Linked DNA regions of Homo sapiens: region 2 is linked to region 1. Evidence: read pairs that join two places in POLR2A ChIA-PET (ENCODE). Cell type or tissue: GM12878. All regions are shown on one strand. Each heading gives the region's core, and the rest is flanking DNA. Links, peaks and the distances in the headings are about the cores only.

Region 1 (8,378 bases), core at 1,348-6,347:
CTGCACTCCAGCCTGGGCGACAGAGGGAGACTCCGTCTCAAAACAAAAAGGAAAAAAAAAATGTCACACAGGAACACCAAGAAGAATCTGAACGGGCTTGCTAAGTTTATTACGCTACATCAAACCCTTTTGTTCTCTCATCATATTTCTGCTTGACTGTCCATAAAAACGCGGTTTTCCCTGGGTCTTTGAGGCTTCATTTCAGAAGCCTCCTGTGTCACATAAAACTTGTATTAAATATATTTGTGTGCTTTGCTCTTGTTAACCTGTCTTTTGTTATAGGGGTGTCAGCCATGAACTTTGCAAGGGGTATGGAGAAATCTTTTCCTACTTATAAAAGGAACTGATCCCCCAGCAGAAAGGGACCCAGTGACAGGTTCCTCCATGCCCCAGCTCTGAAGAGCTTCTTGGGAAGCTTCTTTGAAACGGTAGCAGGAACTTTTAAATATGAATATTTTATTTTTAAAGTTAGAATTCTGGAATAATTGGAGCCCAGTGAGGGGATTCGCGGCTTACCCAAGCCGTATCGCTCTCGCGGTGGGATGGATGAGGAACCTGAGGCCAAGGACTTCGCGAACATGCTGAGGTCTGTTGAGGCCCCCATGATGATTAACCATTTTCCCATCCCTACAGGGCAGAAAAATCACTTCCCCACTGAGGAGTTCTTTCCCCCAACTTTCAAAAGGAAAAAAATTCCCCACACTTAATCAACTGATATGCAAGTTTCCTTGTAACTGTTATTATCATTTAGGTCTAAGGTCTGAAACAGAACTACCCAGCCAGTGGGGAAAGCACCGATGTCCAGGGCACATGCGCAAGACAGCAACTCTTAAAACGTGTTTAATTACAGGGAGCCCCTCACAGCATGGAGCCAGGACACACAGATCTCAGAAAGCAATTTTCCATTTAGACGTGCTCCTCGGTTAATTAATGAAGCAAGCGGGCCAGCAATCTGGACAAGGAGACAAGGAGCACCCCACATGATACAACACAGGTAAAGGTATGTGTGAGCCGGAATGGAGATGGAACCTGCTGGAACCAAATGTGAAAAACAGCCATTTATAGAGGTGGCCCTGATGGATGGGTAAGTGCCAGGCTGGTGAATGACATGCTGCCCTCTCACTTCGAGGCTGAAACGTGGAAACACTCTGGCCATCTGCTGTGTCTGCGGAAGTCCCCAACACAGACTTGGGGAAGGAAAACGCACGCTTTGGTTGCAGCTGTAACACATACATGTGCACAGCAAATGTGTGTGCACTCTTGGCTCTGCCGGGTTTGCAGTCTTGACCCTCAATGACTGATGTTTTTCTCCAATTGTTCTATCAGATTCCCCAGGTTTTTACAGGAATTGGTTTGTGTAGGGGGTGCAGGACACACAAGGGAGGGAAGACACAGAGCAGCCACTGATTTTCAAATGAGCCCAATTCTACTGTGACCACTGAAATGCCTCACAGATGAAGGAAAGAGGTTCCAGTGCCTTGATGGAGGTTTGCGCCAGCCATAAATCCTGCTTAGCTTCCTTCCATTTACAGTTTATTGCATTAACATTTCTTTTGTGCGAGCTGCTGCTGGGAACCTATTGTAAATTTGGGCAATTACGACTTTTGTTCCATCTGTCCCTCCCCTCCTCAGTACTGTAACATCAAAGGTGGCCAATTCAGTAGGGGCCAGCTCTCTCTTAAATCCAACCTGAAATACATGTTAGAAATCACAGGCTCCGAGTGAAAGGTAGCAGAAGAAATCAGAAAGATGCTGCTCCAGCCTTCTGAGATAGTCTTAAAATAATCTTTCTTAAACCTCCTGCACAATGCTCCCAAGTCAAAGCCTGGATAGGTATCTTAGTGCCTCCTTGTCCAAATCCCCCTTAAAGTAGATGTATGAGTCATTCCTGAACCATGTCAAACAGGGAGTGTGCCCCCAAATACTGGGGTTTCCACCAGCCTTGCCTCTGCTTGGGTTTCAGTGGTACTTAAAATAATCTCTCTTAACGTATCTGCATAAACCAGAGTGGGTCACATCACTGCCGTTGTGGGGATGAGGCAGCCTGAGGAAATCCCAGGATGCTGGTGAAGGTCCCACAGCAGATAAGGAGGGTGTGCACCCAGCTGGAAGGCTTGATGGATAATACCGAGCTGCCTCCATTCCTGATAAGCTGTCACTTGCTACAGGGAAGAGAGAAAGAGAAAGCCTGTGTTCCCAGGTATGCTGGTGATTTTAAGGGAAGGAGGATGTTGCATTGGTCAGTTTTATTCTGACCAGTTTCCTAAGAACCTACTTTGTGCCTTGGTGAGTGCTGGACTGTGGGGGATACAAAGATGAAGAAGGATAATCCCTGTCTCAAGAAACTTAAAACCTAATGGAGGAGACAGATCTAATGATAATGAATATAAGATGCTTCATAATTAGTTTCATAACACAGGCACAAAACGCTATACATCCCAGTTCCTCAAAATGTTAAACATAGTTACCATAAGACCCAGCAATTCCACTCCTAGCTATATACCCAACAAAAATGAAAACGTATGTCCAACCAAAAACTTGTACACAAATGTTCATAGTGAAATTATAATGGCCATAAAGTGGATATCCCCCAAAAAATATCCATCATTGGAATGGATAATGGGGTATATTCCTACAATTGAACATTACTGGGCCAGAAAAAGGAATGAAGTACTAATGCATGCTACAACATGGACAAACCTTGAAAACATTATGCAGAGTGAAGGAAGCCAGAGATAAAAGGGCATATTTATATAGTCCCATTTATAGGAAATGTCCCGAACAGACAAATCTATAGATTTAGAAAGTAGATTAGTGGTTGTCAGGAGAAAGGAAGAGGGGTGCATAGGGAGTGAACCCCAATGGGTATGGGGTTTCTTTTAGGGTAAGGAAAATGTTCTAGAATTAGATAGTGATGATCATTACACAACTTTGTGAAGAGACTGAAAACCACTGACGTGTGTCCTTTAAAAATGTGAACTTTATGGCTGGAGGCGGTAGCTCACACCTGTAATCCCAGCACTTTGGGAGGGTGAGGCGGGTGGATCATAAGGTCAGGAGATCAAGACCATCCTGGCTAACATGGTGAAACCCCGTCTCTACTAAAAGTTCAAAAAAATTAACCGGGCGTGATGGCGGGTGCCTGTAGTCTCAGCTACTAGGGAGGCTGAGGCCGGGGAATGGCGTGAACCCGGGAGGCGGAGCTTGCAGTGAGCCGAGATCATGCCACTGCACTCCAGCCTGGGTGACTGAGCAAGACTGTCTCAAAAAAACAAACAAAAAAAAAAAAACAAAAAAAACAAATGTGAACTTTATGAGAGCTGAACTATGTCTCAATAAAGCGACAATTTTTAAATGCAATGGGAGGTCAGTGTGGGGAGTAATTGTGACTAAGGGGCAGGGCTGGCATATGTAATGCGTCTGCTGGCATTAAGCACAACTTGTGGATTCTAAGCACTTTCTTAAAATGAAAGAATGAGTGAAGAAAACAAATCACTGGATTTACTGTTCACTTCCAGGCTATCATATCCATCCTGGCTATGAAGGATGTACACTGAGTTTCTACGTTCTGAAACTGTTATTACTTAGGCACAGTCCACAGAAAGATCAGTCTGAAAACTCAGGGACCGGGAGCTCCGTGCAACATGGCTTTCAAGATCCTAGAAACTCTCGCTCTGTGTTCCCACCACCCTGGGCTGTTTCTTCATCCCATGGGTCCTTCTGTATTTATTTGTCCTTTGCACTGTGATGATTTGGAGGCAGTGACTACGCCTTTTATCTCTGTATCCCTAGAACCAGCAGCACATAGAAGGGACTTGCCAGGTGACTGCGGAAGAAGGGAGGAAGTCGCTATTAGCTTATGAGGAGCTTATAGTCTAAGTTTCAAGCTTTCTCATTTCTCCATTTTCTTATCACGTACAGTGATTACACTAAAAATACTCTGGTACCCTAGTGCTGGTTTTTTGTTTTTTGTTTTTTGGTTTTTTTTTTAGGTCAAAATGGGTCACACAGTGGCAATTTCATATGACTCAATCTAACACAAAGTCACTAGAAAGAATGTCTTTCGGGTCCCATTTCATGATACAAAATGGTTTTTAAACGTCGTTCCCTGAAGATCCTTTGGGGAGCACCAACAGAGAGATAATGGGGAGTGATTCTGATCCCCAACTGTCCCCTTCCCCCCCAAATTTTTAGAGTTTCTATGTAAGAGTTGGTTTGAACAAAAGACTTGTGTCTAAAAATTAGTTTGTAACTAATTTATTTATAGTATTTATAACTCTAGATAACTTAGATATTGATTAAGAAAATATCCCCCAAAACATGTTCTTTAGATCAAGGAAATAAAAAGTAATGCTTAAGCTTTTTGTTTCAGTTCATTGGAAAGCTACAGTGCTTACACATTTTTATGCTGTCTACCATCAGTGCATCTAGGGAAGGGCATCTATGGATGAGGCTACCATGTGGGAAATTCTTGAGTGGGCAGTGAGAGAGGGTTAGCAACTCAAAGCAAGTAATCCAAGGGTTAATCAGGAGAGACACTCAATCCAGAAAGTGCTCATTAACCCAAGCCTTTCTGCATAGTGTCCCTACCACCCTGCTGCCTCTAACTAAACAAAACACGGTAGGTCTCAGTGTGAGAGAGCGCTTTTGTTCACATAGGAGGCTGACAGCTATTTGCGATGAGGGGTTTTTGTTTGTTTGTTTGTTATTCAAATAACTTTTTTCCCCCTGAGGAAACTGAAAGGGAAAATGTCAGAAGTATGTGATTAATGATTTTTTAAAATAGATGGGATCTCCCCGGTTGAATTGAAAAGTAGGTACTGAAAAAGAATCCATTTCTAAATGGTAGATTTTCATATGTAAGTTTGATATTAATTCTTTCAAAAGAGTTGTGCCTGTGAGTCAGATAAATGACAGGAAGGTCTGTCTAAATACCAGCATCCTCGGAAGGGCAGCTGTTCAGAAACATTCTCAAATCATGAAGATAAATAGAACCGGAACACTGATGATTCCATCAACTGATGGTGAGGGAAACATCCAATTCTATCTTAACCTCCAAGCTGTGCGGTATTACGGTGCTTCCTAAAATGCTTTTAAATAAATACACAAAAAAGCCCGTGTTTGCTGGGGATGGGGGAAGTTGGTGATTGGGTTTGGGGGGCACAGGGAAGAGAAGTAGAGAGGAAAAACATACACCAAAATCTATGTTCCTTTTTTAAGGTTCCTTTTAATCAGATCTTAAAGCAAAGACAGAAGCTGAAAACATTTCTAGTAAATAAAAAGCAAAGAACTCTGAATGCTTAGCCGACCAGAACCCCGGAAGGAGCCCGCCTGGTACTGCCAGGCATGACTGCCTTTAGTGGATTTAACAATAAAAAAGAAGATGGCGCCAAATGACCAAACTACATGCGACTTTCCCTTCCCGCAAGAAAAGTGAATAAAACTTTCCACTGGGGCTGGGGGAGGAGGCAAGGGACCAGTCCAGAGAGATAAAATGCTACTTAACAAAACAATGTGGATAGCATTTAGGCCACATGTAAATTTCATCCACAGAGCTTGCAAATGGCATGCAATTTACTGCTCAGAGGATGTAACCTATTTGAGTCTAGAGAGCTAATTAATAACACAGTCTAAAAAGAACGCAGAGTTAATCGCCATCCATCTCCTGGGCTATTTTAACTTGTTTTTTTGACAGTTGCTGTTAAACAAAATTCTAAATATTGTTATAGCAGTCAGTTATTAGTTACCTTAACAAGATGCAAGTTTGGTGTTGGTCAAAGTTAAATCCTTTTAAAAAAAATACTTGAAAAAGTTGAAGCTGCTCTCCTCTTTAGAGCTTGTTCTGTGATGGATAAAAATTGCATCTATAAAGGTTTCAAGTCAGGTCACATTTAGAAAGTAATAGTAAATAACAGTAACTGGTAAACACAGTCCTAAGTCTTACTTGCAATTGCTCAAGTTGAAACAATTGAATACAGTCTTCAAAAATCATACTCTCATTTACAGATATGACTGGGCACATGGGATTTCAATCATGCTCCTTCATTGCTGAGAATCATGGAATTAAAATGGTAATAATTTTTACCTCTCACTTTTCTCTTGCCTTTTTCTTCCTTTAAGCATACCTGCACTAAGTAATTTTTGCTTTTCACTGATAACAAGAGAAGTTAGAGCCAGATTATTTTCTCTGGGACAACCTGTCTGTGATTGCAAGAATATAGTTCAAAACATCCTACAACTGGTATATGTGTAGCCCACCCTAAATCCTGTCTCCCCTGAAGCTTGCTGAAGGAAAGCGTGATGCCTCTCCATTCTGACCTGGTATGTATGCTTCTGGAATCCTGAAGCTGAGAATGAACTATATCCACTTTGCAGTAATGAAGCTTAAAATGTCAAAGATTCTGTAAGAGATTTTTGAGTGGAGGAAGATACTTGATGAATTTATGTGAAGTCCCAAGGGCTAGATGCTGGGACCCTAGATTCCAGCCAGAGTGTACTTACTAAGGACAGGAGGGGTGATGCTTGGGGTGTGAGGCCGGTTTTATTGAGAGTCCTTCCAAAACTGAGTGGGCAGACCTGGAAAACGCAGGTTTCACCTTGGCCTCAGTCCCAAAGGTGCATCTGTACCACTAGCTTTTGTCAGGATGAATGACGGTGCTGAGTAATTTCAGGAAAGCAACTCATCTGCCCAAATATGACTGCCAAAATATTCAGAATAATGTAGCTTAGCACTTCAATGTAAATTTTACTTTCTGACTTCACAAATAAGGAAGAAGTTGCCTTTTGGACGCTCTATCTTTTGCACTGGCTTTAATACCCAGGAACGGCCACTGTCAGATCCTCCATTCCATGCAGGAGCTGGAAGAGATATAAGGAATGTATTTCTTCTCTCTCTCTTCATGTCACCACCCTCTCATTTCCAGTTCACTTGTTATTCTTAAAGAGTAATGCCAAGTTTGTACACTAAAAAAAAAAAAAGAATCGGACTAAAGAAAAGCCAAATAAGTAATATAATTAGTAAATATGCTAATTCAGATTAAAATATAAGTCTTTAAAAAGTTCAACTTGTTATATGTAAAATTATTTTAATGACATATTGGAGAAAAATCTGGCATTATGCTGCCAAGAAGGCAATACATTTAAGGCAATCTTACAAAGTATATGAAATCACAGACTGTAATATCCTGCAACTATTTTAATTTTAAAAGCTCAGTTTACAAATATATACTAATATTTTTCTCACTTTTAATCGCTCCCCCACTGTTTTAGCATAAGAGCTAAAATAACCTAAAACGGCCCCTAAAACACACACAGCGAGTCTGTTACACAGATCTGGAAACCAAAAAAAAATGTATGAAGGAAGGAATTTTCAATAATCTGAAACAGAGTAGCAAAAAATGTGTGTGGTTTCTAGGTTTTCACTACTAATAAAAATTTTTCCTGGGAAAAATTTTACTTTAAAGCAACTCTAAATGAAAATGCATATAATTAAGGGAAAGACCGTTGCTTCAAACAGATTGACTGTCTTTAACAAGTTTCTCTCTTTCTAGCTACTCAGATATGCTATATTTCCTAATTATCACCTTTTAAGGGCCATCTGGGCCCATTCCTCCCCATCAGGGGGCAATTCCATTTGCATTGTTCCTGGGCTTAGTCATGATCAAGTAGTCTGGTGGTAAAGTTCATTAGAAATTAGAACAGAAGCATTCAACCCAACACAGTAAACCAAGTATCTGATACTCAGGCACCCGCAGGAGAGATGATAAGCATGTCAGACATATTCTCACATAACTAACAAGTCTTCAATGTGCATTTTATCCAATTGCTTAAAGAAACATTCAGCCTGGTCCCTGACCAGGTATGTAATGAAGATTTGATTAAGTCTTCTCACACTGCAAAACATTTCTCAGTTAAGGCAATGTAAGTATAGTCCCTTATGTCTTTTGGTTCAAAAGTCTATTAAAAACCCTTTAATGGTTCCCTCATTTAGCCTACCATTCACAAGCAGTATACTACTTCCTTCCTGTAGAGAACACACAAGAATTATCCTAATTGTATTTTCTGTGAAACAAACGCACATTACAGGAAAAAGTGGATCCAGCCCTCAGTCCGATGCTGACTAGCTATGGGTCCCTTCTGTCCTCACCAAGAGATCATCCTATAGATTCACAAGCTCTTTACAAACCTGTGTGTGTGCCAAAGGCATGCCTGGCCCATGGGTATGCTAGATAGTCCAGGCAGCTGCTCTTCAACAGAGCTGATTGTAAAAGGTATGGCTAATTCAAGGCAGGCATATAAAAGGTTTCCCGCTTCATACCTCATAAGGCCTGATACATAAAACCCAGGAAATCGTTACCTGCCTCATCTTGCAATTTCTG
Region 2 (5,337 bases), core at 10-5,009, 920 kb before region 1:
ATATGTATATGTATATATGTATGGGTGTGTGTGTGTGTGTGTGTGTATATATATACATTTAGTGAGCATTCAATCATTCAGTGAATCTCTAGGGATCATTAAAATGTATTAAAATTTATATTACTTCTTGCCATTTAATTTCCAGTTTCAAGCTAATGTGGTAAAGCAAAAATACAAAAGTAATGTTTTTCAGTGCTTAAATCATGGCTTCCTGTGCTGATTTCTTTTTCTGTAGTGCTAATTCCAATGGCCCTGTAGCTTAAGTGCAGGTTATGTTGATAGAGTCAGTTTCCTAAGCTCCAGACATTTATGTCACACCTTTATGATATTTTTTTGCCACATCTAGGTATTACCTTATTTACTTGACATTTTTATTTAAATAGATTTTTAACATGAATGTATTTAAAGGAGAAACAACGCATCATTACTGTAAATACAGGGTAACTGAAAGTGAAATAATCATACTAAATCCCAGCTAGATACTATTGCTGGCCAAGGCTCTGAGCTCTCTTAGCTTCAAGGAGAGATTGGCCGGTATGTTAGAGGGTGGGGCCCACACACCACCACCAAGTGCAGACTTCAGCCCCAATGCAATCAGAAGGAAGGAGGGAGAATAGAGAATAACTCTCTTCCTGTGTGAGTCACGGTTTCAACTTCTCATCAGATCTCCCATGTTACCCTTCCTATTCTAGCGGAGGCACAGTGGCCCCTGTGCCCCAGAGCACTCTTGGGTGGCTGCTGTGGCTGAAATGACCTCCGCCCACCCAGGCTTCCTCGCCTAGACATACAGACTAGCGCTTGTTCCTACCTAGAGACATAATTTGCAAGGCTTTCTCAGTCCTACACCTTTGTTAAATACATTTTGTCTAATATGCTTCAGAACATAATACCTTATTTTTCCCCTTTCTGTTCAGAAAAAAAATATCCCCAACTCTAAATGTGAGTTTATTGGTTCATTGGCATTAAATTGGCTCATTGCCTGGGTCTTTAGTCATCCAGAGACCTCCACAGAAGATCAATTTATAAACAGTTCACTGCTTTCCTGAATGAGGCCATTAGAAGGCTGATTTAATAGATGAACATTTCATGGGCTTTGAATACTCACAGATGCTGCGTTCTAAAGAGGCCCCTCCAACCCCACTCCCAGGCCCAGGTACAGGCCCAGGGGCTGCCCCCGTGACTTGGATAGAGCCAGGCCGACCCACCCACACCTCCTCTCAAACCATCTCTTCCTCCTGACACCCCTTCTTTTGTCCACATGCTGTCGTGTTTTTGTTGCCCTGGCTTGGAAATCTTGACTCATTTTTCCTCCTTTGTCCCCCTGGCCCAGTGCTCTCTGCCTGTTATTCCTCATCCCTGTTCCTTCACACTGGCCTCCTCCTCACCCTGCAGAGTTTGGGTCCAGCCCTTGCTGACAGCAGTGGCCCTCTAACAAGGTGTCAGATCTGAGCCCTTCCCTGTCTTCAGCACCACTGTGTCCCCCAAATTGCTGACTCCTCAATGTCCTGAATGATGTTCGTCCTCACAGGCATCTGAGAACTTAGCTGAATGAATAAATGAATTTAGCAACACTAGAAAACTCCTAACTTTTTATCCCTAAGCCATTTCTCTCAAGTTAACACTACTTCATTTACAGGTTGGGAAGGATTTTTAAGTAGATGTGGTTCCCTGGCCTTCCTATGTCTCAAGTTTTAGGTTTTAAATGGAAATGTTTGAAAATCATCAGAAACAGCCCAGAGACTCAGAAACCACTGCGAAACTACACAACCCATTTGACTTTTTTTCTGCAGCCTTCCTGATATGGCCGGAGTCTTGACCCTCTTGGAAGGAGTTTCAGCCCCTGAAACTCGGAATGTAGACACTACACTGACTTTGAACTGACATCCCGTATGTTGTCCTGATGTCTTTCTTAAGTCCCTCTTGGATGACATTTCTAAAATATAAATGTTTCTCTGCCAGCTCTGTCTGAAAGGTCATGGTTTTGGAGATGGTCCCCCACATTCTCAGCCAATTTCTCAGGGGTACCACAGGCCATACAGGGCAAAGGAACTGGTGGTCTTGCACATTATAAAATGCACAGTCACAGATATGGGAAGCCCACCTGGAAAAAATTCATGTATGACCCAGGTAGAAGGCACAAAAACTATCCCCACACCAACAAATTTGTTTGGTTAAGCTCAATGTGTGATACCGATTTTTTTTTTTTTTTTGAGACAGAGTCTTGCTCTCTTGCCCAGGCTGGAGTGCAGTGGCGCAGTCTCGGCTCACCGCAACCTCCTCCTCTTGGATTGGAGCAATTCTCCTGCCTCAGCCTCCCAAGTAGCTGGGATTACAGGCACGTACTACCACACCCGGCTAATTTTTGTATTTTTAGTAGAGACGGGTTTTCACCATGTTGGCCAGGCTGGTCTCGAACTCCTGACTTCAAGTGATCTGCCCACCTTGGCTTCCCAAAGTGTTGGGATTACAGGCATGAGCCACCATGCCCAGCATGTGATACTGATGAAAGCATGCTCCCCTTAAGGAATGCGAAGGTGGATGGAGTGAACAGCGTCCCCAGGGCACATGTCAATAAAAACAGGTTAGGCGTCTTTATTTCTCAGCATTATGGTAGAAGGGACCAGCCAGCCATCAGTTTTTAGCAGTGATCAGGGTAGGAAGACACTTTGCCCTGCCTTTTAGGGGCCAGGTTGGAAGTGAGTATGACTTGGAAGAAATGCAAGGCTGTGCAAGAATCAATTCACACCCATCAGGGGCATTTGGTGATGGTCATGTGCAGTACTGTGACAATGTAGTTGACAGGTGGCCATTCCTTCCTCTTTTCTGCACATTCTTTCCAGATGGATGGGGCTGCTTCTGGGCGGCCCAGAGTGTTGTAGGTTCTTGGGGGAGAGGAAATGGGCCTCAACTGCTACCCCAAGAGCTCTGGAAATGGCATTGGCATGGGTATGCTCCACGGCTCAGCCTTCTCCTGTTCCCTGGGCCTCCTGTCGTCATCACGCACCCTGACCTGGGCGACTTGCATAACATTACAGAAGTCCAACCACTGCAGGGAGGCAGGTGGTGGCACTCACGAACATGTTCATCCCCTCTCTGCGGCCACCACTCCCTCCCACTGCTCCTTGTCAGCCTCTCTTTGGCAGAGCGTGGCCCCGCTGGGCCTTCCGAGTGTTTCTGGAGGAATGCATTGATACAAAAGGAGGAGGTTAAAAGTTTGAAAACCGTAGGTGATAAAACTGGGAACTGCTTTTGCTTCATGTACAATAAATATCTTCCTTTTTATGTTTCTCATTTTTTAGGAATCTGAAGCTTTATTCCTCAAGGCAATTAAAGCAAATCCAAATGCTGCAAGTTACCATGGTAATTTGGGTAAGAAAAATGTTCAACTTGAATCGTGTTGAAATTTTGTTACTTTAATGAAGTGGGTGCATGTCTATAAAATTAATGTTGGGAGAGTAGTTTTTTCAAAGCTAGCCTGGCTTTAAAATGTGGTTCTGTTATTGCATTAAAAAGATAGCAAAGTGATAGCCACACTTACAAATCTCAATTGCATGACCAGAACAGCCCCAAAGTTTGCCCACTCTATTACCTTCTCATGATGAAACTCAGATTGTCCTTCTTTGTGTTAAGCTGAGAAGGGTGAGATTGGATCAAGAGAATGAGGCTATGGTTGCGAAGAGTTCTCCTAGTAAATTAATCGTAGGTACTTTGGAAGCTTGCCATTGAACTTACCTCCTTTTCCTTCCTTCTTACAGAGTAGACCTTCCCCTTCCAGCCTGGTCTTCTGCTTTATATCCTCTTATGCCTTGGCTAAAATGCATTTATAATCATTTATTCCCTAGAATTCATTTCTTGCATTTGTATGTCTCCATAGTTAAGATGTTTAGAGCATAGCATTGTTGATGTTTAGAATGCTCACAGAAATGTTTTTTCACCAAAGCTGTTCTCTACCAACTCTGAAGCTTCTCTTCACAAAAGCCAAAAAGCGTCCACAGATGCTCTTCTGCCCATATAGAAAGTTAATTTTACTAACAAAATCACTGTCATGATCAGAGGCTAATCATCCTAATGATTAGGTTTACTGTAACTATCATTTTAGGGTCAGCTCTTGATATCAGAGGCCTTTTTTCTAAATGGACCCAAACAAGCTATTACTTCCCCAAATGGTGTAAGGAAATATTTAAAATAAACAGCTGAACTTCTGCATAGTCAGGGCTCTGGGCAGTGCCTAGCATCCATCACCCCCACCTCCCATACCCAGCCTTGCTTCCTGGAAATTTCATGGCAGCACTAAGACATTGCATGTACTCTTCTTTTTGCTTCTTTATGTAATAATGTTACTATAGGCAGATGTATCTTATCTAGTGCTATGAAGAGCCCTAGGAGTAACTGGCAGTAAATGGATAATCATCAGGGAGTGTGATTACAATAAATAGAGTTTTCAGTACAAACAATATTGTTTCATACAATTGACTTTTGAAAACTGTTTGCATAGGATCTGTAATATTTCTTTGTCCAAGAGGGTAGGAATACGGCACGTTACTCAGAAGCATTCCCAGTGAAATTTATCTCCTGCTATTTCAGCTGTGCTTTATCATCGTTGGGGACATCTAGACTTGGCCAAGAAACACTATGAAATCTCCTTGCAGCTTGACCCCACGGCATCAGGAACTAAGGAGAATTACGGTCTGCTGAGAAGAAAGCTAGAACTAATGCAAAAGAAAGCTGTCTGATCCTGTTTCCTTCATGTTTTGAGTTTGAGTGTGTGTGTGCATGAGGCATATCATTAATAGTATGTGGTTACATTTAACCATTTAAAAGTCTTAGACATGTTATTTTACTGATTTTTTTCTATGAAAACAAAGACATGCAAAAAGATTATAGCACCAGCAATATACTCTTGAATGCGTGATATGATTTTTCATTGAAATTGTATTTTTTCAGACAACTCAAATGTAATTCTAAAATTCCAAAAATGTCTTTTTTAATTAAACAGAAAAAGAGAAAAAATTATCTTGAGCAACTTTTAGTAGAATTGAGCTTACATTTGGGATCTGAGCCTTGTCGTGTATGGACTAGCACTATTAAACTTCAATTATGACCAAGAAAGGATACACTGGCCCCTACAATTTGTATAAATATTGAACATGTCTATATATTAGCATTTTTATTTAATGACAAAGCAAATTAAGTTTTTTTATCTCTTTTTTTTAAAACAACATACTGTGAACTTTGTAAGGAAATATTTATTTGTATTTTTATGTTTTGAATAGGGCAAATAATCGAATGAGGAATGGAAGTTTTAACATAGTATATCTATATGCTTTTCCCCATAGG

The links. ChIA-PET counts read pairs that join two places held together with the same protein. Peaks named below come from ENCODE experiments on the same cell type or tissue, not always from the same donor. Only the 100,000 strongest peaks of a DNase experiment are listed, where the experiment ranks them.
Region 2: POLR2A ChIA-PET joins it to region 1 with 5 read pairs; 1 of 35 experiments calls an interaction of 5 or more read pairs at or near these places.

Annotation. Positions count from the first base shown.
Region 1 is chr13:99,687,199-99,695,576 of GRCh38, reverse strand. All of the region lies in intron 1 of CLYBL (citramalyl-CoA lyase), which reads right to left. It overlaps CLYBL-AS2 (CLYBL antisense RNA 2), which reads left to right and starts at 4,606. Exons shown (of 2, transcript NR_046526.1): 1 at 4,606-5,024; 2 at 5,221-5,479. It overlaps LOC124903199 (a long non-coding RNA gene), which reads right to left. Exons shown (of 2, transcript XR_007063848.1): 2 at 5,208-6,963. RefSeq lists enhancers at 2,670-3,427, 7,991-8,378 and a silencer at 4,468-4,762. In GM12878, for the core only: no CTCF peak of the experiment used is centred there; a DNase peak (open chromatin) is centred at 3,913.
Region 2 is chr13:100,604,390-100,609,726 of GRCh38, reverse strand. It overlaps TMTC4 (transmembrane O-mannosyltransferase targeting cadherins 4), which reads left to right. Exons shown (of 19, transcript NM_032813.5): 18 at 3,300-3,369; 19 at 4,585-5,337. The coding sequence ends at 4,733. Among named protein-coding and RNA genes, the nearest start is that of GGACT, 18 kb to the right of the region's middle. In GM12878, for the core only: no CTCF peak of the experiment used is centred there; a DNase peak (open chromatin) is centred at 696; H3K27ac peaks cover 1,024 bases.